3 separate regions of the Homo sapiens genome follow, and regions 1 and 3 are each linked to region 2. Evidence: chromatin loops called from intact Hi-C (ENCODE). Cell type or tissue: IMR-90. All regions are shown on one strand.

Region 1 (8,000 bases), 260 kb before region 2:
GAGGCCTAGATTCTGATATGGAGCAACAGGTCATTTCCTACACTTTACAGTTGAGATTTTAAGTGTCCAAAGAAGGGTTCAGGGCCTACACTTTGATGAGAGAAATCTGCATTTCCTTCTCTTATTACTGGCTGTGAGAATCAGATCAGCAGAAAGGAGAAGCCTGCACTTTCCGGCAGACTTCTTTCTAAAGGACATTTTCTCATTGAATCACACAGTCAATTCATTCATTTGTAGTTTTTCATAATTTCATTCATTCATTCAAAACTATTGATTCATAGTTTTTCCTTCCTCTGATGGAAAAATCATTCTGATTCTATATACACATTGCCAAAAGGAAAACATACAGGACATTTAAGAATATCAATCATATCCCCAGATCCACAGGCCTTTCTGATATATGAAGTGGTACAAGACCCTATTCTCACTAAGAATGATGAAGGAGATTTGACGTGATAATGGACGTCCTCTCCCCTAACACTAAAAGGTCTGACATCCAGGAGAGCTGATAAGCAAAAGACAAAGCAGTTTACCTGTCGTTGCTGTTGTTGTGAGATCCTGAGTCTTAGGCTGTGAATTACCAAACCAGGACCATATCTAGTTATTTTGCTCCTGAGCTGTTGCGTGGCTGTTTGAGTGCACAGTTGAAGTAACTGGATCAATTATGAAAGTATCACTTAGTGATATTCCCTCTACAAATCTTTACTTTCAGTTCTGCCTATATATGATGTCTGTATCTATTATTGAATGATAATTAGAAAAGAAAATCTAGGCCTGGTTTTATCTTTCCAGACTCCTAATGTCTCCCACAATCTTAGGACAACATCAGAAATGCAAATTCCTCATGGGTATAAATTTCATGCTACTCATTCTTCAAACTGAATCCCCTGAATTCATGATCAAAGCAAAATCAAGCAGCAATTTAATAACCTGTGAAGGAAAGAGATTTTCTATTTACTTGATTGGGCGACTGAGCCATGAGCTGGAGGTTTTCGAAGCAGCATTTCAAACGACTGCTTTCATGCATTTATCTTTGGATTATCTTTGGGTTGCTAGTGTGTATTTTTCACATCTGTCTAGCATTGTACCCAGGTAGTTTGTGATGACAACTGGCATTTCAAAGCTCCGCCCACACGCATCAGCCTCAGGTCAAACTTCATACTTGAGCAGGAACTTTGCAAAGAAAATGTGTTCAAAGTGTCGAAATCAGATAAAACTTCCTCAGGTATCCATCTATCATTTCTGTCACTTTTTATTCTAATTCAATATGTGTTTCTACCAAAAACTAGAGTTGCCAAAGTTAGAGAAATTCCAGACTTTTCTCAAATTAGAGAAAATATCATCAGTAACATTTTGCAATTTAAAATCTCTCATTCGACTCTCAAGTTTGACTTGAGTCCAGCATGTTTTCTTATTGAAATGGAATGGCAAAAACCATCAGGATAAATATCTAATTTAAGCCAGCTGAGATTTTAAAAAGCCACTTTAAATTATATATCCCTTTGAAAATCTACGTTATGTCCTCCTTCCTCAAAAAAGTGATGCTACATATACACACTCAAAATTTTGCATATTATTTCAGATAGTTCTAGAATGCCTTATGGTCTACCATTGAACCTACTGAAGGTCCATGAACCCTAGGTTAAAAACTTTGACTCTATCTATATAAAATGCCAACAGCTGGCACAGTATGTTCTGTCCTCTAAATCAAGCTTGTCCAACCCGTAGCCTGTGGGCCACCTGTGATGCAGGATGGCTTTGAATGTGGCCCAACAAAAATTCATAAACTTTCTTAAAACATTATAAGCTTTTTTTGTTGTTGTTATCCCATCAGCTATGGCTAGTGTTAGTGTATTTTATGTGTGGCCCAGGACAATTCTTCTTCCAATGTGGCCCAGGGAAGCCAAAAGACTGGACACCCCTGCTGCAAAGGACACATTAGTTCAGAACAGAGAGTAGAGAAATAGGAGCCAATTTTACCCATGAAGCCTCCAGACAAACCTGAGCATCCCCGGGAAAATCCACAGACACCACATTCTCACCTCAGAAACTTTATTAAAGATGCATAATTCCCACCACCCTCACCCAATAGTACAACAGGAAAAAATAGTACCAGAGGAAACAAACCTACAAGAACAAGATAGAAATAGGCGTTATTTTTGTCTTCCTGAAAGGAGTGGTATGAGGGGGAAAAATGGAAAAAGCTACTGCCTAGCCAGCAGAATTTCTAATTTTCCCCACCCAAATAGGCCATACCAGATCTGAAAAAAAAAAAAAAAAAAAAGAAAGAATTCCTTTGACACCCAGAAGACAAGGAAATACAGTGTTCCAAGGCAGGAGTCTGCTTCCTGAATTAGTTTAGGTTTCTTGATCCCAGAGAGTTCCAGGTCACCAATAGGAAGAGGCTGATGACACTCAAGATAAACAGCCTGCTGGAAGCCTAAAGCTACCCAGATGGTTATTCTTACTAGCTGTCCCTATTGCCACCCACTACAGGCCCTTCAGGAAGGAATGAGCCAGCCGAGCCAAAGACCGCTTCTTCTGTGCTCTCAGCCAGCACTCCTCTTGACCCCTGCCCTCCTGCAATGCATGAGGGAGGCTTTGCAATCACTCCCTGTCACTCTGTCCCAGCTCTCAGTCCAACAGTGATAAGGTTTTGCAAATCTCCTCACTGGACTTTAGAAATACGATTCTACTCAGGAACCTAACAGTGCTGACTTTTCCTGGCATGCCATTATGCTACGTTCAAGTTTCCACCAGGTTGTTTGCCTTGGTATGTTTCTTTGCATGAAGTGATCCACTTGGAGCTGCTACTGGTCCCATTGGGTCCTATAGTACTTCAGTGACTCTCAGGTTAGCCCTGGACTCATTTGGTAGACTCATTAGTCTCTTTCTTTTTTAGCTGCTGAAGGAAACTTAACTAATTTATCTGGGAGGAGAAAGGCACAATTCATTTCTCAGCTCAAATCCTGAACTATGTTTTAGTTAAATCTCATAAACACTCCTTTTCCCTGATTTCTAAACCAATAATATGTAGTCTCCATGAAGGTAAGTCCAACTCTGAATTCCTAGCATCCTAGAGCAGTGTCTGGCATACAGAAGACCTCAGATATTGATTGAATGAATAAATATCTCAGTAATCCTTGCCTCTCTTCAATATTACTTCCTAACTATGTTTATCCTTCGATCCCAAGCATTCTAATAGGCCTGGTACGTAGTAGGTTCTCAAAATACGTTTGCTGACTAACTTAGGAAGGGAAGATACAGTTCTTAAGAGATATTCTATAGGGGTTAATGAAATGTGTGTTTTTAAAACACACATGAAATACTATTTTATATAGGCTATTAGTGGTTTGAATGTTAACTACATATAGTCCCAAGTTATGTTTTATCAGGATTTTCTTCTTTGGTGGGAAGTGGTACTTTAGGGTAGACCTATTCTCCTTCCTGCTGAGACCACTAATTATTGTGTTCGCTAACATCCGACAAAATTGCCTACCATAATGATAAGCACCTTCGACATGGTTACTTTAAAAAGACAGGGAACCCAAGAAGCAGTGAGTAGCTAGCAGCACGGCCCGCTTGGTTTGCAGAAGCCTCTCTCAAGAAGGGTTGCCCACGGGACTACCAACAATAAGCCGATGCAAACTCAAGAGGGCCAATAACCCAAGAAAGTATGGGCAGCTTGAAAACTCTGCTTTTTAAAAAGCTTCAAAGAATGTGCAGGGAGTGATGGGAACCCCAAGCCTATTTGTATCATGCCCTCAGCCAGAGACTGACAGAAATTTAAAACACTATTGCGCAAGTGACCTTAAATGAAATCACAGTACTGTGGGGGTTTCCCTGGCTTCTGGGTGACAAGGAATAGAGAAGGGCCCTGTCTTGAGTATTCACAAGCCAGCGCATTTCTGCCACACTCTTTGGAGGCCCAAGTTTCACCCCTCAGGAGCTATAGCCAGGAAAAGAGAACATCCACACCATACTAGGAAAACCGCTCCAGAGGCAGATGCCCTATTTGAGTTTGATTAATCCTCCACAGGAGGAACATGGCCCATCTGGGAGCCCATTTCAAAACAAACCATAGAAGAAAAGCAAAGAGGGAAACAGGAGACAAGAGAGATGTAAACACTTTCCAGTGGAGCTGAAGCGCGAGGGGCAAACTCCAAAGGAATGGAACGCAATGTTTACATACTTCCACTCTTGCAACCCTAAGTAATGAATTACCCCCACACACCAAGTAAGTATTGAGAACATTCCCCAACAGGCTGGATTATAGAGCTCTTAAGCTGATTTAATTTCACCAGAAAACTCTTCCAGATATGCTTCCTTGGACTAAAAACAAAGGAATTGTTGAGTAAATTATCGTTGGTGAAAATCACTGAATATTACACTATCAATAGTATGAATGTAAATCAAGTTAAAACATAAAAAGCCACAGTTGACCCACGTATGCCTACTGTTCCATTATTGGAAAGCTAAGCATGTGGGAGTTATTTATATCCTACTGCTCATTGTCATCACCAAGGTCTGATTGCAAAAATTCAAAAAATTGCAACCTCAGGCATAAGTGGGTTTTTTAAAAGGTGCTAGTGGAGTGGTATGCAAACTCTATGATCCCAACTTTATGAAAACAATCTTATCCATAGGTGGATAAGAACAAGAAGGAAACATGAAAAAATGAAAACAGTTTTCATATCAGGCTTGAATTGTTACTGTATACCTGGGGATAAGAGAATAAGGAGGGCTCTCCCCAAAATAAAACTTCCAATATGGCACTTCTTATGCTAAGGTAAGAAAAACAGTTATAGATGAGGAAAAAAGGTAGGCAGTAGTAGTCAATGCAGGCAGTTTACTGACAACCACAAGAGCCCACCTCCCTGAATGGCATCACCAGCTTCCAGCTGTCTAGAGACGAGAAAATCAGCACGTGAGTGTGCAATGCTCAGGAAGGTCAGAGACATTTTGCCAGGGAATTGCTATTGGGAAGCACAGTGATTTATTCTCCTTACTGGTAGCAGGGATTCTGTCTGTGCTGTCGGTGATCCAGGGACTGTCTTCGTCTGGGATGGGGTGTACAGTAGAAAAGGTGTAAAAGATGTAACCTCCTGAAGTGCTGCTCCTTTCACTGGAGGAGCCGCTGCTCACGTCATCATCAGTAGGGTTGCTGGGGTAGATGTCTTCAGGATTCGTTCTGTATTCTCCTTTCTGGACATAGCGGGTGCCATCACGGTTAACAATAGCTGGGAGAGAGAAAAGGTACTTACAGAACTTCACAGCTCATATTTTGAGTATGTGGATTAGCGTTTAACATAGTGACTTCAAAGCTATTTTCCTTTGTAATGAGAAACACCTATCTATCCAGTGGTGGGAGAGAGTGGCAGATGCACTAAGAAAGTGCACCCTCCCATCCCCCACACACCCTGGGGATGAGGCAGGAAACAAGGAAGTACTGGAGAGTCCCATCCCTGTGTTTGAATCCTAGCTTCATAGAGCTCTGGACAAGGCAACTCTGAGCTTCAGTTTCCTCATTTGTAAAATGGGGATTATGTGATACATTGTAAGTAAAGTGCTCAGCACAGTATTCAAAATACAGTGGATGCTCAATAAATAATCATTCTCCCACTTGTTTCCCTACTCTCCCTTCTGAAGTACATATAAAATGTGTTGCTATTAATTCCATATATTCCTCCGAAAAGGATTTGAAGTAGCAGACTAATAGCCTCAGCAGGGAAGATACATCTGCAAAATGATGAAGATTTTGATTTTCTTTTTTAAGGGGCAAGTTTTGTCCACTTGTGCAAACACCCACTTCTGGCTAGGAAACCAGCAGGTCTAAATACAGAAGAGCATTTGCCGTTCTCTGTGAAATTCAACCTGGAAATTAACAAGCACAGATATACATGAAGATCAACATCTGTGGTTTCAACAAATGACTAGAATGAATTGGAGAAGAAAAAGCCTGAATGCATTCATTCATTATTCCTCCCTAGAAGTATTTGCTGCTCTCAAGTCTGGGCCACTCACTATGCAGGTGTGCATTTAGATGAAATTATTTTCTGCTGTATTGCATTGATGGGACTAAAGGTTCTTTTTGGCCACATATTTAGCTTGCTCAAATGAAACTTTTTTTTTTTTTCGAGATGGAGTCTCACTCTGTTGCCCAGGCTGGGGTGCAGTGGTGCAATCTCAGTGTGCAGCAGCCTCCGCCTCCTGGGTTCAAGCAACTCTCCTGCCTCAGCCTCCCAAGCAGCTGGGACTACAGGTGCATGCCACCACACCCAGCTAATTTTTGTATTTTTAGTTGACACGGGGTTTTACCGTGTTGGCCAGGCTGGTCTTGAACTCCTGACCTCAGGTGATCTGCCTGCCTCAGCCTCCCAAAGTGCTGAGATTACAGGAGTGAGCCACTGTGGCAAGCCTCAAGTGGAACTATTAATAATACATAAATGAAAAAAAAAATCAAGGTCTCAGTCACCCTGGTAATCTCTGCAGGTGAGGATTTGACAAGGAAATATTGTTGACCACACTCTTACATGTCTGGACTTCAAAAGAGAACTGTGGGCATCAAAGAAACAGGGCATTTATTAAACCTCTACTATGGGCTGGACATACATTAGACATAGTGTCTTTTACAAATTTCCTGAATATTCTCATAGGTTGTTCCATTATATGAATGAGAAAACTGAGGATCAGTCACTCCTCTAAAATCTCACACATGGTGAGGGAACTAGGATTTCATACCAGGCCTGCTGAGACAGCACATCTCATGTCGTAGCCATCATGGTGTGAAGCCTCCCCTTCCTATTGCAAGGCACAGGTCAGGGACAATTCCTTACATAACAATGTGGGGCTGGGTTTGTATGGTCTACGAAGATTCTCATCCCTCTGCCACTGCCAACATCATGCCTGTGCACACTGTCAGTATCCAGCTGTGAGGAAGCAGAAATCAGACCTCTCAACACTGTACTGTTTCCCATTAAATGAAGCTCAGAGGCCGTAAGATCAGGGTTAGCAGTTAGCCTATTTGAAAGTTCTGGTTGAGATTTTCTGATTTCTAAAGTGCTGGAATAGGCCAGGCATGGTGGCTCATGCCTGTAATCCTGGCACTTTGGGAGGCTGAGGAAGGAGGATTGCTTGAGCCCAGGAGTTCAAGACCAGCCTGGACAACATAGTGAGACCCCCATGTCTATTTTTAAAAAGTGCCCGAATATATACATCTGTGGATAATCATATATCAGGATGATTTAAGATGGATGTGGTATAAACAATGTCAAAACACGTATCAGGAAGTTTATATCCTTCATGATTATCTTTCAATACTTCAGTTATATCAAACAGAAAATTGCTAATTAGGGCCAAAATGCCCCTACACCTGACACTTATTAATCCCTCTTTATAAGAGAGAACATGACTCAGACCCAGAGCTTTCAGCAGCTGCAAATTAAGAACATTATTTAATTTTTCTTACATTTAAGTTTATTATTAAGGTTGCCTTCTATTTACGATGTGATGTTGGTTTTCCATGTGCAATTTCTTTTTAAAAATAAGTGTATTTTAATTAGAAAACAGTGGATCATTTAAATAAAAATATCAAGTAAATGAGAGCATTGTACATATAGAGATGCCAAAAAAAATGTGAAAGTGGTTTTCAAATGACTGAAGTTTGAGGAACGATGCATGAGTGTAAACCAGAGAGCAGTTTCAAGTCATTGCAGAAAAAAAGGAAGGGACACTGAATTAAAGCCAACTGTCCTTACTTAGTCTTAGGGAAATGACTAATATTTTTTTTTCTTTTTTTTTGGAAATGGAGTCTCACTCTGTTGCCCAGGCTGGAGTGCAGTGGCACGATCTCAGCTCATTACAACCTCTGCCTCCTGGGTTCAAGCAATTCTCCTGCCTCAGCCTCCTGAGCAGCTGGGATTACAGGCACCTGCCACTATGCCCAGCTAATTTTTTGTATTTTTAGTAGAGATAAGGTTTCGCCATATTGTTCAGGCTGG
Region 2 (8,000 bases):
AGATTTACAGGTAAAATGACCAAAGAAAAAGCCAAATAAAACAACAACAACAAAACAGCAACAACAACAAAAACACGGTTCTGATGATCGACAACAGAATAATCAAGATCAGACTTTAAGAAACTGGCTGTTTTTATTTTCATCTAATATTATAGTATTCAAGATTCAAAGGTTCCTACTAATAAGTATGAAAGGAAACGTTTGCCTTGTCAAGGATGATCAGAATTTAAATGGTTAAATTAACCTCACATTTTGTTGCATACCACAATTCAACTGGGGATCCAGAGAAGTAGACCTCAAACCAGAATGATCTCCCAATGAAACATAACTACATTTTCCTTAGGTATCGAAAAAGCAAACACTATGTATTTGTCCGGCTGCACTTCCCAATCCACCGTCCAGGGTTACATTCAAGAGCACCATGGCTTTTAGATTACAATTTACTAATAAAATACCATGGTAACAAATACGTCCATCCCCTATAGCTTTCCATAGACCCTATTCTCTCTTCAGATTACTCAACTTTCCAGACCCAAACAAGCAAAACACTGTAGCATAGCTAACATATTTCAAATGTGGAAGAACAGGGCTTCTTTTGTCTCCCCTGATGTTTTAGGGTTAAAAGCAAGGAAATTGAGCACTAATGTTAAATGAGAATAAATATTTCTCTTGGGAAGCTGAATAACTTGTACTGCATTTTCAAATGGAGATTTCCTATGGCTTCGTGATAAAGGCGCTTCCACCTCTTTGAAGTATTTAAGAGAAAGTTTCTGTACCTCTCCACTTTTCCTTCACTCTGAAGGTCTGGAGAAAGAATGCAAGCATGCATACCTGCCTCACTCTCTTCCTTATTTTAAGAACTTCCTGATCATAGACAACCTGCAGTTTCCTATCAGCTCCTCCATCCACGTGCTAGACACACACGGCGCTGCCTTTCAAAAGCAGCTCCACAGGCCCCACCTCTCTGTGTTCTTGCCATCAGGGCCCACCAGGTATGAGGCAGCAATTCGGATATGCGTGTTTGCTTTGTACACACACAGTCTCCCTCTAAAACAGAAAGTTCAAAGTCTAAAGTGGGGTTGTACTAAGAAGCCCAGTCTTAGAAGGCCACAGATCTAAGTCACATTCTCCAATCCAATGTAACTATCAGCATTTGATCTCTATCTGTCTTACCCTTTCTCTCTCTCAACTGGCACCAAATTCTAAGAAGGCTGGAAAAGTAGAATTATCACTCCTAATGCCCCAAAAATGACACAGCCCAAACCAAAGTCCAAGTCAAACACGCCCATTTCATCAATGAGAAAACCACAATCCAGACTGATTACAGGATGCGAATCTTCATGCTAAACTCTCAAAGCTGTGCTAACTTTACATCTCAATGTTCCTTACAAATATGGATCATCAATTAATTAATGGTTATTGATAGCTTATATTCACTCAGAAATCCAAATATAGCAAACCAGACATATCAGATCCATGTGAGCATTCTTCATATGTCTAATCAAATATCCTTATAAGCCTTTTCCCCACCTTGAACATGCAGAATTCTTGTATTAAAACACCACTTTTGCCGAGGTGGGCAGATTTGAGGCCAGGAGTTTGAGACCAGCCTGGCCAACATGGCGAAACCCCACTCTATTAAAATTTAAAAATTAGCCAGGCGTGATGGCACACGCCTGTAATCCCAGCTATTTGGGGGGCTGAGGCATGAGAATCACTCGAATCTGGGAGGAGATGGTTGCAGTGAGCCAAGATCACTGCACTCCAGCATGGGCAACAGACCAAGACTCTGCCTGAGAAAAACAAAACAAAAATACCACTTTTACTACTGACAATGAATATTTCAAATGCATAAGAGAACAGGTTATCTCTAAGTGCATTATATATGAAAAACAGGAGGAAAAATAGCCACAATGAGTTTCCTAACTCCTAATTACGAAACACCGTTATTTTGGAAGACACTGAAGAACAAAGCCATCCAACTCCAGTCCACCATGACTCTCAATAACTGTAGCTGAAACAGTTTCACTGAATTCCCAAGCTACCTCTAGTTGAAATGCTAAATTATAACTAGAAGATAGCTTTCAAAATCTTTGCATTTTTTACTTAGTAAAATAAGTCCTTGTGATTAAAATATTAAATAGGTAAAAAATAATGCAAACTACTAAATACAACCATAATGTTTTGTCTATAAAATGCTGGAGAACTAAATTCTTGAGTGAACTAAAATTAGGGAAGTGCACTTGGAAAACACACATACACACATACTCTCTTACACACAGGAAAACTTATAACATTAGTGATGCATCTCCAAATCCAAACCATAACAATCCTACACTTAATTGCAAGAATTCTTAAAACGTGCATAAAGCTTAACACACTGAATGCATTTGGAGATAACAGAATGAGCTTTCTAATCCTCTACACTATGTGGTGTGTCTACTGCCTTTTTCTTTTTTACATGGCTTGATGAAAAAATCAAAAACAGTTGCTTAAAGAATGTACTGTCAGCCTGAGCCTCAGCATTTATTTTGTTAAGCTCAGAATAACAAACTCACTTGTTCTGGGGAAAAAAAAAAAAAAGGAGGGGGGTGGGCAAAAAAAAACTCTTATCTTTTAAATAGCACCACGGTAAGAGGCCAGCCTCTTTTCGAAAACAAAGGCTTAAAAAAAAAAAAGTCCCAATGTGTTCTTTCTATCAAAAAGTTCAAGCCAGGCATTATGAACAGAATATTTCATAAATATATACATATTACATTTATATATCAAAGAGTTCCATTTCAAAGAAGCAACTAAATGGACCTCAATGCTTCTATAGCCAGATTCCAATTTACGACAAATACTAACTTAATTCTCTTAAAGTCTCTCTCCAATATTTGTATGCTTTGGTTCCAGTTGTCACGACACAATTCACATTTATTTTATGATTCTATCTCCTGCTATAATCTCTCACCTAAGAGACCTTCACATTTCCATTACTCTTGACATTAAGGACTATATTATGAAACCTCTGCATTTATTATTATCTTTCAAGTTACCACATCAAGAACCTCAAAAATTTTCATATTTTAAAAATAAAAAGAACATAATCGTTCCTTAGTCACCCTTCATGAAATGAATTGAAATTGCTTATCTGAATTATGATAATACAAAAATTCTGTAGTAGATCATTATCTTTACTCTGAAATGAAGGTGACAAAAACCAAAGAAAGATATTTTGGACATCTCCATTATTCAATACTATCTCTTGATAGATTACACTCGCTTATTACGGAGAGTTAAATGTGCAATATATTTTGTAGTTATTCTAACTAATCTATCCTCAGGCTTTCATGCTAGAAAAATCATTTCATAAGCATTAATGTGTTAATAAAAGTACATATTTCATTCTAGCATACCCTCTTTTGATTAGAACACTATATGGTATCTTTTCCAGACGTATTTTTCTGATGGGAAAGTAATTACACAATCGTAAGATAAACTTGAAGTGACAGGCCTGCACATAATTAATATCTGCCCTTTATGGCTGCTGTCAACTCTACTAAGATAGTGTAGACTTTTCTAGACTCCTTGGAATGGAATTTTATCCTTTACCTAATATTAATTAATTTGCATTTGAACTTATATGCAGACTCCCTCCTTATTCCAGTAAGCTGTACATTCTACCATTCTCTTGTCAAATTAAGAAGGCCTTAAGATATGCACCAATTACGTTTCCTAGTATTAGTTTCCCACAACTACAGGTAAGTAGTTTGCTGCACTCATTACACAAGTTTTTCAATTAGTATTCACAAAGTTCTCAAAATTTAGTTAAAATTTAACGTTTTGTAGTCACTTCAGTGTTCTGCTCCTTCTTATAAAGCTAGCAAATTATATCTAATTGGCTTGTGAAGTCTACCCTTCCACAGCAGTTACAAAACATTTTTAAAAATTTTTAAATGACTATTGTAATGTATGTGGTCCAGTACTTTATATTTAAACTTGCTGATTTTAAAAGTAAAGTCTCATGACTCATAACTATTTTACTCTTTTTTTACATCAACAGAATGACACAATACATTAAAATTTTTTGCTTAGCTTATTGCTGTTTTCCCTGCCATTTCTGCTACATGAGCAATTTACCAATCACTGAATTTTACAGTAATCCCTCTAAGCAATTCCTGTATTTCCTCAAATGGGCTCTTCCAATTTTTCTACAGCATAATTCTGACTTCAATTTCAAATATGGTACACTAATCTAATTCTAGTTTCTTCTTCCCTAAAGTATTTCTTTTATCCTAAGAACAAAATGCTCATACTTCAGCAAACTCAATTATATCAAAGCTTTAAATTGATGATTGATTCATGAATGCTAAAAGGTCTCTAGATTAAAAAAAAAATTTAATACAAGCAAACTCTTAAAATACAAATGCAGAACAAACTGCTTTATGGTTAATATGAAGCAGATTTAAGCTCCATTACTCTGACTAAAGTAATTAAGGGAATTCAGCAGTTTACATATGGTACAGCTTAAACATCATGCTCTAGTTCATTTATAGGCTCTAGTTCATTTATAATCCAAGCATGCAAAAATCATGAAATGAAGATAGACCAAATGAAAAAGTAAATTATCCAGTACTTTCTTAGTGTGGCTCCCTGTCTCTAACATTAATTTGCTTCTTCTCTAATAGGGAGAGAGACTGTTCATTTAATCACTTCTCATTCCAATGTCAGAACACACTAAATAAAACGGAGCCTTCAAAATTGCTGTTCAAATGAAACAATTCTGCCATCTGCAGGCTGGATGAAATAAGGCAGAATAAAGTAAAAGTAATTTAAAAATCAGCACTAGGCACAGAGTAATATTAACACTTGGAATAAAGGCAGTTATAGTATTTTTTGTTTTAAAGGATCGTTTGTCATATAAGTCTTCTTTGTTCAAATAGTTATTTTGGTGTGGTACTGGAGTAAAAATAGACTGAAAATGTCAATGGACCACAACAGAAAATGAATGCACAACAGTTTGTGTGAAAACAGCATTTACAGGTCTTGGCATGCTAACAAACATAAAAAAGATAACCCATAAGCAATATATAGGTTGAGTATGCCTTATCAGAAATGTTTGGGACTATAAGAGTTCTTAATTTCAGATTTTTTCAGATTTTGGAATATTTGCATTCATTATTCTTACTGGTTGAGCATCCCTAATCTCAAAGTCCAAAATCCCAAATGCTACAATGAACATTCCTTTGAGCATCACCTCTGAGCATCATGTCAGTGCTCAAAAAGCTTTGGATGTCAGATTTTCAGATTAGAGATGCTCAAACCTGTATATGGCATCATCCAATTACTACCTGCCCAGCTTGTACACATACAAAGATTGAAATGAAATACTCCAAAATGACAATAGTAGTCATTCTAGCTAGTGATATTACTATAAGGGCTTTTTATTTCTTTTATTTCTGATAACCTACATTTTCATACATGTCTACAATAAATTTATCCAATCTTACTTCCTCTTTCAAACTTAACTAACACTAAGTTTAAAAATGTGCTGTTTGCTTTTGTTAATTTTAAGCAGAAACCCACAAGGACACAGAGAAAAGGAATAACAGCATACAATTTTGGAAGCAGAAAAGTAAATAGATACGTAATAATCAATTAAAGAGACCCTAGAAAGCTGTATCCTAAGCCAGGGAGGATTTGGGTGGCTGCTGTTTGAAAAGTAGCTAGATACCTGGATCCCCTCTCTTAATCCAGTGGTAGGTAACAACCCTACCCTCATTCAACAGAAGACTGAAGCTTGTTTTCTCTGCAGAGGGCAAAAAGAAGAGCTTGAAGTTCAATCTACATAGCTGAGGATATATAAAAACTGCAAAAATAAGTTAAGTGAGAAAGTATCTGATGTGGCTGACATTACAGAAAACTGTGTGGAGAAGCTATTACATACCGTGAGATAAATTAGAAATTATCACAGAAAAAACTAACTAAAAATTTAAAGGGCAGCAATAACTGCAGCAAAAAGAAAGCTAACAAACAAAATATGGGACAATCCTCAATTGTGCATAATATTTGTTTAATGTAAACACTGAATATTTGACCAAGAATTACAAAATAATTTCACTGGGGAGGGAAAACAGAGGGCGGCACTGACCGGCAGTCATCCACAGAAAACGGCTAAAATAGAAACAGAGAGATGGGCAAATGCCAGAAGAAAGTTAAGAGACAAAACTAGTTACTTCTAAGGAAGACTGGGAAAGTTGGGTGAGATGGGGCAGAGATCCACTGTACTGTTACAAGCCTTTCAGTACTATTTAAACTATATGCATGTACTATTGTGCTAAATGAAATATTTTATTATTTAAATATTTAATTTAAAAAAACTCAAGGAGAAGCAGAATACCACAGTGATTTAGAGAATAGGTACTGGAATCAAACTGCCTAGGCTCTAATTTCAGATCCACCACCTACAAGTTATTTATTCTATCTATGTCTGTTTCCTCTTCTCTAAAATGGTGCCATAAATAGATTTTTGTAAAGAAATAAGGTAGGCCGGGAGCAGTGGCTCATGCCTGTAATCCCAGCACTTTGGGAGGCTGAGGCGGGTGGATCACATTAGGTCAGAAGTTCAAGACCAGCCTGGACAACATGGTGAAAGCCCGTCTTTACTAAAAATACAAAAATTAGGCTTGGTGGCACATGCCTATAGTCCCAGCTACTTGGGAGGCCTGAAACCGGGAGGCAGAGGTTGCAGTGAGCCGAGACCGCCCCACTGCACTCCAGTCTGGGCGACAGAGTAAGGCTCCATCTAAAAAAATAGAAAGAAAGAAAGAAGGTAACACATGGGACTTGGCAAAGAATAAGTCTCAAAAATGTTAGTTATTTATTTTTGATGGGCAGCATAGAAACAATTAAGAGGGTATATTCTGGAGGCATCCAGATAGCTGGCTAGATGTATCACAATATCCTATTACATTGTAAGATGTCACAATATTGTAGAATATCACAGTTCCTTCTTGGAGTAATGAGAGATGCATTCACAGGTTCCTTTCACCTTCCCAGCCTAAACTTGAAGGTTCCCTTTTTACTCTCTCCTTTACCTTATTCAGCAGTGTTCTCATGACTAAAGTACACTAATTCTTGATCTCTATTCTAACTACATTTCATACTTGAAAACCAACCTCTCATTAAAATCACTGGCAAATGTTTTACCTTCAGTGCTCATACTATTCACTTCCAAAGCTAAAAGCCAAATCAGGCATTCAACAAATGCCTACTGAACACTTGTTATCCTAGCCCTAGACCAAACCAGATTCTCGACCTCAAAAGGATTAAAATTTAGATGAGAAGATAAATACACAAGTACTAGACAGTAGTAGATAAAAATGCCATTAGACCATCAAAGAATTATGAGAGCTGAGATTCTACCTGATGGAACACTGGAAAACAACAACAAAAAAATCTGTACTAGTATTACTTAATATCTATTAGGATGGCTATTATCCAAAAAAAAGCTAGGAAATGACCAAAATGTTTATGGAAATAGTCTCTAGACTAGGTGGTATTTACAGACAAATTACAGGGAGATCTGAGTCCTCTGGACTCAGAATTATATATAAAATTGTGTATGTATGCACTTTCCTGAAGAAGTTAGTGGTATAGCTTTTATAGTTTAACAGATTTGTTCCCCTCCAAAAACCAGGGCTAATATATTCCCAAGAAATCTCTCCTGAATTATACATTTGCTGATCCTAATTTTTCCCTAGGAATGTTTCATATAATAAAGTCCTTGATTTATACAGTAACAGAAAGATATCAAGCAGATCACTAGCTATAGTAAATGTACTGCCTACCAAAAAAATGAATCACCCATATACCCCATCTTGTTCATAGAATCTGCTGATTCTATATTATTATACTTCTACTTAGTATCCAATGGCACATTAGAAAAGAGGTTAGCCAGAATTTTTAGATAGCATATGGTGTAGAATGCATTTCCTTTGAATGAAATAAACCAAACA
Region 3 (8,000 bases), 290 kb before region 2:
ATGAGTCTCTTCGTCCTTGCTGGGACATTCTGAGAAAGCTGCTTTCAGTGTGTTTTTCTGCCTCAAAGTTTGAAACTCACCTGGAATTTGGGGTGTCCTTATAGGACCAGAGGTTGTGTTTGCTCCACCTTCTTGACTCCCATGTGAGTGTCCTAAGGGGAAAAACAACATCTCTCAACCAAAGTTTGAAATGTGTAACCATGAGTTCCTTGTGGAGCTGCATAAAGGGCAGCTCTCCACATTCTGAATCACTGAGAAGCCATTTATGGATTCAAGCTGCAGATGTTTATAAAGCATTACACAAAAGATTTCCCCCCCACCTCATTTGATTAAGGCTAAGGCTTAGTAATGTTATTTTGTGTCAAGGAACATGAGAATTCTCAGCAGCAGTGTTGCACAGTGTTCAGGACTTTGGTGTCTAGAGCTGGACAACCCTGGATTTAAGTCTCACCGCTGTCCCTTGCTAACTAGCCATGTGTGCTGGGTCAATCTACCTTCTCCAAGTCTCCCTTTTCACACTCGTAAGATGGGGATAACAGAATGCTGTTCATCATAATTTTGCAGAGATTTGAAGAAATACACGGTATTGGTAGTTGTGTGTGGTTGTTATTTTCTATTTTTAATTTAGGACCTTGCTACTCAAAGTGTGGCTCTCAGACCATCAGGACAGGCATACCTGGGGAGATCGCTAGAAATGCAGAATCTTATGCCTCATCTCAAAGCTACCAAATCAGAATCTTCATTTTAACAAGACCCCCAGGGGACTCACACGCTCCAGAAAGCCCAAAGGGAACCTGAAAATCTCATCCAATAGCATCATAGGAGCCAACATAAACACTATAAAATAAGGAGTTTGCTCACGCCTGTAATCCCAGTACTTTGGGAGGCTGAAGCAGGCGGATCACAAGGTCAAGAGATTGAGATCAACCTAGTCAACATGGTGAAACCCCGTCTCTACTAAAAATACAAAAATTAGCCAGGCATAGTGGCATGTGCCTGTAGTCCCAGCTACTCGGGAGGCTGAGGCAGGAGAATTGCTTGAACCCAGGAAGCAGAGGTTGCAGTGAGCTGAGATTGTGCCTCTGCATTACAGCTTGGCAACAGAGCGAGACTCCACCTCACAATAAATAAATAAGGAGTTTAGCGGCAGTGGCCCTTTCTGACTATGAAAAATCACCCTATTAGAGTCCCTGCTAATATATTACTGAAACACACCTTGTTAGAAGAATCAACATTTTCTACTGCTAAAAAGCAAAATAAGGAGATGAACAAAATGCCTTAAACTGGGAGGAAGTATCGCAAGACAGACAATCCTCAAGTCAGAACTGGAGGCCTATCGAAATGAGGGAGACACAATGGTTCTAAAAGAAACTTCTAAGAAGCCGGGCATGGTGGCTCACACCTGTAATCCCAGCACTTTGGGAGGCTGAGACAGGAGGATCTCTTGAGTCCAGGACTTTGAGACCAGCCTGGGAAACATAGGGAGATCCTGTCCCTGTTAAAAATAAAAATAATAAATAAATAAACAATTTTTTTAAAAAAGAAACTTCTAAGACATCTTGTGAAGAGCCTCATCAAAATGAAAGCTTCATGAATTTTTAAAAATTCTTCCTCCATTGCTTCAAAACAAAATTTGAAAGTGTTCCACCAAAATGAACTTTTTTTTTCCTACCAAATGGAAGCCCACTGTAGAATCCTGAAGGCTGATCAATGGATGAAAATGGTGGGGTCTTAAATGAGAGCTTTCCTCATGGAGCCAAACTTTAGGCTGTGCACACTGAAATCTTGATTACAATGGTTATATGGGGACAGGATGGCTCTTGTTTATGCAATTTGATGCTTTTGTTAAAACTTAAAAGGGAGCAAAACCAGTTCCTACCAGACATCTGGGTGTTTCAACATCCCCTATCCTATGTTGACAGTGGCCTTTGACTTTACAAATCTCCAAAACAGTCCAAGGCCCTTTCCCTACATGCCTTCCAGTGTCCTTGGTGGTTGGCAGGTTTTCACCTGCCCAACTCATGGGACACTGGCCACCTAAACTGAAGATCTTTGGCCGTGAAAACTCCCCAGGAGGTACAGTCACTCTCACTGTTCTTTTTTTTTTTTTTCTTTTCTGACTCATAGAAGCCTTTGATATTTAAAAAGAGGCCATTAACGGATCATAATCACTTTATTTTGATTTAAAAAAAAAAAAAAAGAAGAAGTGCTCCCAGCAAGAAAAGATCTGGGTGTGCGTGCAGCAAGATGAAACCTCCTGTTTGAACAATAGACACCTGCTCAGAAGCCAAACAAAAGAGACTGGCTCCTGTCTGCTTGATTCTCACTTCAAGCAAAAGCCACAGAAGATGGATGTGAGATAGCAGGTCTTGCCTTGTGCCCTAGATGTCTACAAATCCAGCCAGGGTAGGACTGGCCACAGTAGCAAGTTCCACAAAGAGGAGCACTTGATATTCCTGTTGGGAGATGACATGTAATCTGAGACATATGCACAGAGATTGTTCAATTGGCTTCAATGGTGAGAAAAGCAGTCTAGCACAGTCTAAGCTTCCAAATTTTAATGTGCATATAAACCACCTGGGTGGGAGAGTGTAGTTAAAATGCAGATCCTGATTCAGTAGGTCTGGGTTGGCCAAGGATTCTGCATTTCCAACAAGTTCCTAGGTGATGTCCACTCTGATGGTTAAAGAATCATACTTAGAGAGTGGCTGGGGTCTCTTGGTTTTAGAGATCATGCCCCTTAATAATAACTCCCTACTTTTTCAGAGTACTTTCACACTTCTGGTACCCTGTCTTCCTCACAATAACTCTAGGAAGCAACTGAGGCAGATGATTTGATCTCCTTTTTACTAACAAGGAAACTGAGTCTGGGAAAGGTTAAGTGCCCTGCCTAAAGTCCCCAGTGAACCTGTGACTTCTGTCTCTATTTCAGAAGCATTTCTAATGAATCCCTACCTCCTAGTGCTCCTCCATAGAGAGTTATTGTGGAAGCCACCATGTAAATATCCATCTTCATATTTGTTTTCAATGTGTAAACATTTAAATCTGATGGTGAGCCTCACTCAAACTTGGGCATAAAAAGGGGAGACAATAATTGATATGGCTTAAATCATTTACATGGGGTCACCTGGATTTATGATGTTCAGGGAGACCACAGTAAGGCAGCACTGGCAGAACCTCCCAGTAGCCCAGCAGTAGAAGTAATTAGTAAACCTACCTCATGTCAGACTTTTGCAGTCTGGGGTAAGGTTTGTAGGGGTGTGATCTGAATCACAACAAACAGGAGTCTATTTAAGAATTCATGCCTGGGAGTAATTATGGTCATTATGGAATGCCTTCTCCAGACTGTGCTATGAGAAGTAATACAAGGCCCTCCAGGCTTGAAAGGTGGCTCCATCACTCTCTGGTCCTGTCAACTCTGCCAAGTTACTTACCTTCTCTGAGCCTTAGTTTCCTCATCTGTAACATGGGGATAATAATAGTACTTACCTATGTCACAGAGTTTATAGGATGACTGAATGAGTTCATACTAGATAAACTCTATGAATTTGCTGATATTAACCTGTTTTTTTGTTTTTTGTTTTTTGGTTTTTTTTGAGACAGAGTCTTGCTCTGTCACCCAGGCTGGAGTGCAGTGGTGCAATCTTGGCTCACTGCAAACTCTGCCTGCCAGGTCCGAGCAATTCTCCTGCCTCAGCCTCCTGAGTAGCTGGGATTACAGGTGCGCAGGACCACGCCCGGCTAATTTTTGTATTTTTAGTAGAGACAGGGTTGGCCAGGCTGGTCTCGAACTCCTGACCTCGTGATCCACCTGCCTCGGCCTCCTAAAGTGCTGGGATTACAGGTGTGAGCCACCGTGCCTGGCCGATATTGACCTGTTCTTGACCTACAATAATGGCAGTTCCATTTGGCCCAACCTAATACATGTAAAGTGTTTAGAAAGATGCTGCTGGCACACAGTAAATTCCCAACAAATACCAGTGATGATATCATGTGCCAGGATTATGCTAAATGCTTTACATGTATTCTATCATTTAGTCTTTGAAACAATGTCCTGTGACAATTGTTATTATTCCAAGTTTATTAGTTGAGAAATGTTGTCTCAGACCCTTTAAAGCATCTTGCTCAGTTAATATGCGGAGGGCTGGAATCGAACTCAGGCCATTTTTGCTACAAAGCTCAAGCTCTTAATCACTCTGGTGTAGTGCAAGGTTAAATTGGGACACTGCTTGAATTCTTCCTGAGGCTTTCAGATGCAAGGCTTTCCTCCAGAGCAGTAGCTCTCAAAGTGCAATCCCTGTCCCAGCAGTGTCAGTATTACCAGGGAACTGATTAGAAATGCAAATGCTTGGGCTCCACCCCAGACCTACTGAATCAGGAACCTTAAGGGTGGGGTCCAGCATTGTGGTTTAATAAGCCCTCCCTGCAATTGTGATGTATGCTAAGAAGGTTTGAGAACCACTTCTCTGGAGACACTGACTCATACTTCGTTGGTAGTCATCATTAGGCTCAATGATTATAACAGTAAATGACTAAAGCAGTTTTGAACTCACCATCTGATTCAGATCCATGAGTGGTATGGGACCCCCCACTGGGGTGGAATGTGTCTTGGTCTCCTGTAATGAGCAATCAGGAAGGTCAGTACTGCATGTTTTCACTTACACTCCCATCTGCATTTCTTTACCTTTGCATTCTTATACAGCCTATCACAAAGTTTAGTCTTTTTAAGGTATTCCAAAAAATGATGGCAAAACAGCCTTGAATGGGTCCACAATGTTAATTACCGTTCATTGCTTAATCCACTGATAAATGAGCTAGAACTTTAATAAGAATTAAGGAAACTGGGGCAGCAAAGGCTAAGAAGGATGACCACAGGAAGTTTTGTAGAAACTTTGTTTTGGTAGAAATCCAAGAACTGTGGTAAGGAACATGCTAACAAAAATATTGTGATATCTTTGCAGGTATGAGGTTGAGACTAGACATTGTACATTTTAAATAAGGACAATATGAATTGGATTATGAGAAACATAATCACTGCAAATGGGCATACTCTGGCTTAGGGCATGAAACAGAGATTTCTTGGCGGCAGGAAATTAGTATGCAATAAGGAATCTTGGGATTGAATGATGTAAAGATTCAAAGAGAAAGGTCAACTACTTATTTTCAAAAAAAATTGAAAATAAGTAAAAAAGGAAATGGTGAGATGATAGCTAACATTAATAATGTGTATTGGAATATGGGTATTATAGTAAGTTTAAAATAATTTTTTAAAGTTAAATCTGTAGTTTCAACATGACTAGTTAATATAATCCTAGCTTCTCAAACATCTATCACCAGAAAGCTTTAGATTAAGACAACCTCATGAATTGCTAGAATCTAAATCCATAGGTCAAATCTTGAATGCAGCATATTAAAACTCTCTCCCCCACCCACATTTTTCAAAAGCATACTGGAATCTTTTTTTTTTTTTAATCACAGGACAATGCTTACATAAAATGGCTACAGTTATCCATTATGAAGGCACCTTATAAGGAATCTATAGTAACCTGATCGTCACCATTTCCTTGATTAGAGAAGGTGGAAGCGGGTGACACTTAGTCACCTGTGTAACTATATTGAAGAGACAGATTGCTTTGTTCCTTGGCTGATGGTTAAAACAAATGAAAACAACATTTGCTGAAATGCCACACCAATACTCCCACTACCAAAATCACCATGACCGTCACCATCCCATCACCATCATTATCACCATCACCATCACCATCACCACCACCACCACTGCCACTATGATTCTAAATGCTTCAGTTCTTTTTTGGGGGACGGAGCCTCGTTCTGTCGCCCAGGCTGGAGTGCAGTGGCACGATCTCGGCTCACTGCAACCTCCAATTCCTGGGTTCAAGTGATTTTCATGCCTTAGTCTCCTGAGTAGGTGAGACTACAGGCACCTGCCACCATGCCTGGCTAATATTTTGTATTTTTAGTAGAGACGAGGTTTCGCCATGTTGGCCAGGCTGGTCTCAGACTCCTGACCTCAAGTGATCCGCTTGCTTCAACAAATGCTTTAGTTCTTAACATTAAGCGTAAAGACTGAGAAAAATGTATAGACATAAATGAGATTTATGTGGGTGAGTGTTTTTGAAGAAAACCAAGGATGAGAATTGGGTGACTTAATTGTCTAATCCATGGAGAATTATGGAAAATCTGTCCGTACCACTGTGGAAATCAGAAAGAATCAGTGTCTGTGAATATCAGTCTTGTAAAAAGCATTTGATTTACTAACATTAGGCTATAAGCATTCTAGGGTACTGTGACTATTAAAATTGCCATTTAAACTTTAAATTCATGGCTGGGCGTGGTGGCTCACGTCTGTAATCCTAGCACTTTGGGAGGCTGAGGCTGGTGGATCACTTGAGGTCAGGAGTTCGAGACCAGCCTGGCCAACATGGTGAAACCCCATTTCTACTAAAAATAAAAAAATTAGCCGGGCGTGGTGGCACACATCTGTAATCCCAGCTACTCAGGAGGCTGAGGCAAGAGAATCGCTTGAACCCGGGAGGCAGAGGTTGCAGTGAGCCGAGATCGCGCCACTGTACTACAGTGTGGGTGACAGGGCAAGACTCTTTAAAAAAAAAAAATTAAATTCATTGGGTTGCACAACAGGCTTTCTTTTGCCAAGAGAAATGAGACAGCACTATAAGATTTTCTGAAGAATACTGACAATGGTACTTGGAATTTTTAATAAATGAGAGCAGAACAATGCTGAATAAAGAACTAAGGAGTGTAAGGGGCTTTGTCTTGCCAATATTGCTGAAGTTAGCATTTTCTTAAACTGTTTTTCTTGAAGCTCTTGGGTAGGCCACCCAGAGAAATGAGGCCAAGCATGTGGCATTCTGAATTTTCTGTCCCTGCATCACAACCGTCATCTGTTTTACATATTGGATTCTCATGGAGGCTGAGGCAGGAGAATTGCTTGAACTCAGGAGGCGGAGGTTGAGGTGAGCCAAGATCGCACCATTGGACTCCAGCCTGGGCAACAAGAGTGAAACTCCGTCTCAAAAAAAAAAATTATATATATATGCACACATATGAATTCTTCTTTTTCTTTTTTGGGGGGAGGAGAGAAGATCTCTGCTCCAAAATTATGTATCTAAAGTCTCTAATCTTGAATATGCCTAGTGATTGTGTTACAAAGCAATTGAAAAACTAGTACTAGGAAGACAGAATCTGTTTTTTATTTCTTCACTACAGTGGGCGTTTTCCATTTCCCCTTTCTTCACTGTTAATTTCTTAATACAAATGGAGAAGCAAAGAAAAGCAGAAGCAGAGATGACTACTTATTTGAGAAAAAAAAAGACTTATTCTAGGTCCGTGTCAAACTTCATTGAATAAATTATCTTCGTTCCTCTCTTCACTATTACAATAAGAGAAGTGGTCCCTATTCATTAATACTAGATTAAATCATGAACATTTTAAGTGTGCATCAGAACTAGAAGAGGTTTATCCATCACCAAAAGTAAAACTGATCAATCTATTACCAAAACAAGATAATAATTTCAGAGCAAAGATACTAGTATATAGAAATTATTCACCTGTAGGATAAAACCTTACAAAATAAGTAGAGTATATTAGTCGAATTAAACGGAATTGCTAAAATTCGACTACTTTCACCTGCAAAAATATCAGTTTCATGTGGTTCAACTTCATATATCACAAGATAAGACAAAGAAAGCAATTCCATCATAACAGCCAACTTGTACACACAACACACACACACACACACACACACACACACATGCAAACACAGACAAATGGAAAAAACACTGGCAAAAGGAAGCATTCTTTTATCTAAAATATACCCAAGTTTATTTGCACTAGAATTGATAACCAATAATGAAAGATATTTCCATATCACAAACTAGTCCAATCCCAGACTACACAGAAAATGTCCTCTGTAATATGAAACTATATATTGTTTCTCTATATAGAGAAAGCAAACTAGA

The links. Peaks named below come from ENCODE experiments on the same cell type or tissue, not always from the same donor. Only the 100,000 strongest peaks of a DNase experiment are listed, where the experiment ranks them.
Region 1: a loop joins it to region 2, with 5 times the contacts of the local background. A loop is called at or near these places in 3 of 110 quality-filtered maps.
Region 3: a loop joins it to region 2, with 4 times the contacts of the local background. A loop is called at or near these places in 2 of 110 quality-filtered maps.

Annotation. Positions count from the first base shown.
Region 1 is chr11:35,187,075-35,195,074 of GRCh38, reverse strand. It overlaps CD44 (CD44 molecule (IN blood group)), which reads right to left. Exons shown (of 18, transcript NM_000610.4): 5 at 5,010-5,240. Among named protein-coding and RNA genes, the nearest start is that of CD44-AS1, 24 kb to the left of the region's middle. In IMR-90, no CTCF peak of the experiment used is centred here; a DNase peak (open chromatin) is centred at 4,154; H3K27ac peaks cover 5,008 bases.
Region 2 is chr11:34,923,050-34,931,049 of GRCh38, reverse strand. The region is part of intron 1 of PDHX (pyruvate dehydrogenase complex component X); the gene reads right to left. Among named protein-coding and RNA genes, the nearest start is that of PDHX, 10 kb to the right of the region's middle. In IMR-90, a CTCF peak has its summit at 4,763 (motif pointing left); DNase peaks (open chromatin) are centred at 4,099 and 4,749; H3K27ac peaks cover 1,916 bases.
Region 3 is chr11:35,211,468-35,219,467 of GRCh38, reverse strand. It overlaps CD44 (CD44 molecule (IN blood group)), which reads right to left. Exons shown (of 18, transcript NM_000610.4): 15 at 4,554-4,616; 16 at 81-152. It overlaps CD44-AS1 (CD44 antisense RNA 1), which reads left to right and starts at 4,458. Exons shown (of 2, transcript NR_174965.1): 1 at 4,458-4,637. RefSeq lists enhancers at 1,692-2,521, 4,029-5,228. In IMR-90, no CTCF peak of the experiment used is centred here; DNase peaks (open chromatin) are centred at 277, 4,507 and 6,707; H3K27ac peaks cover 4,601 bases.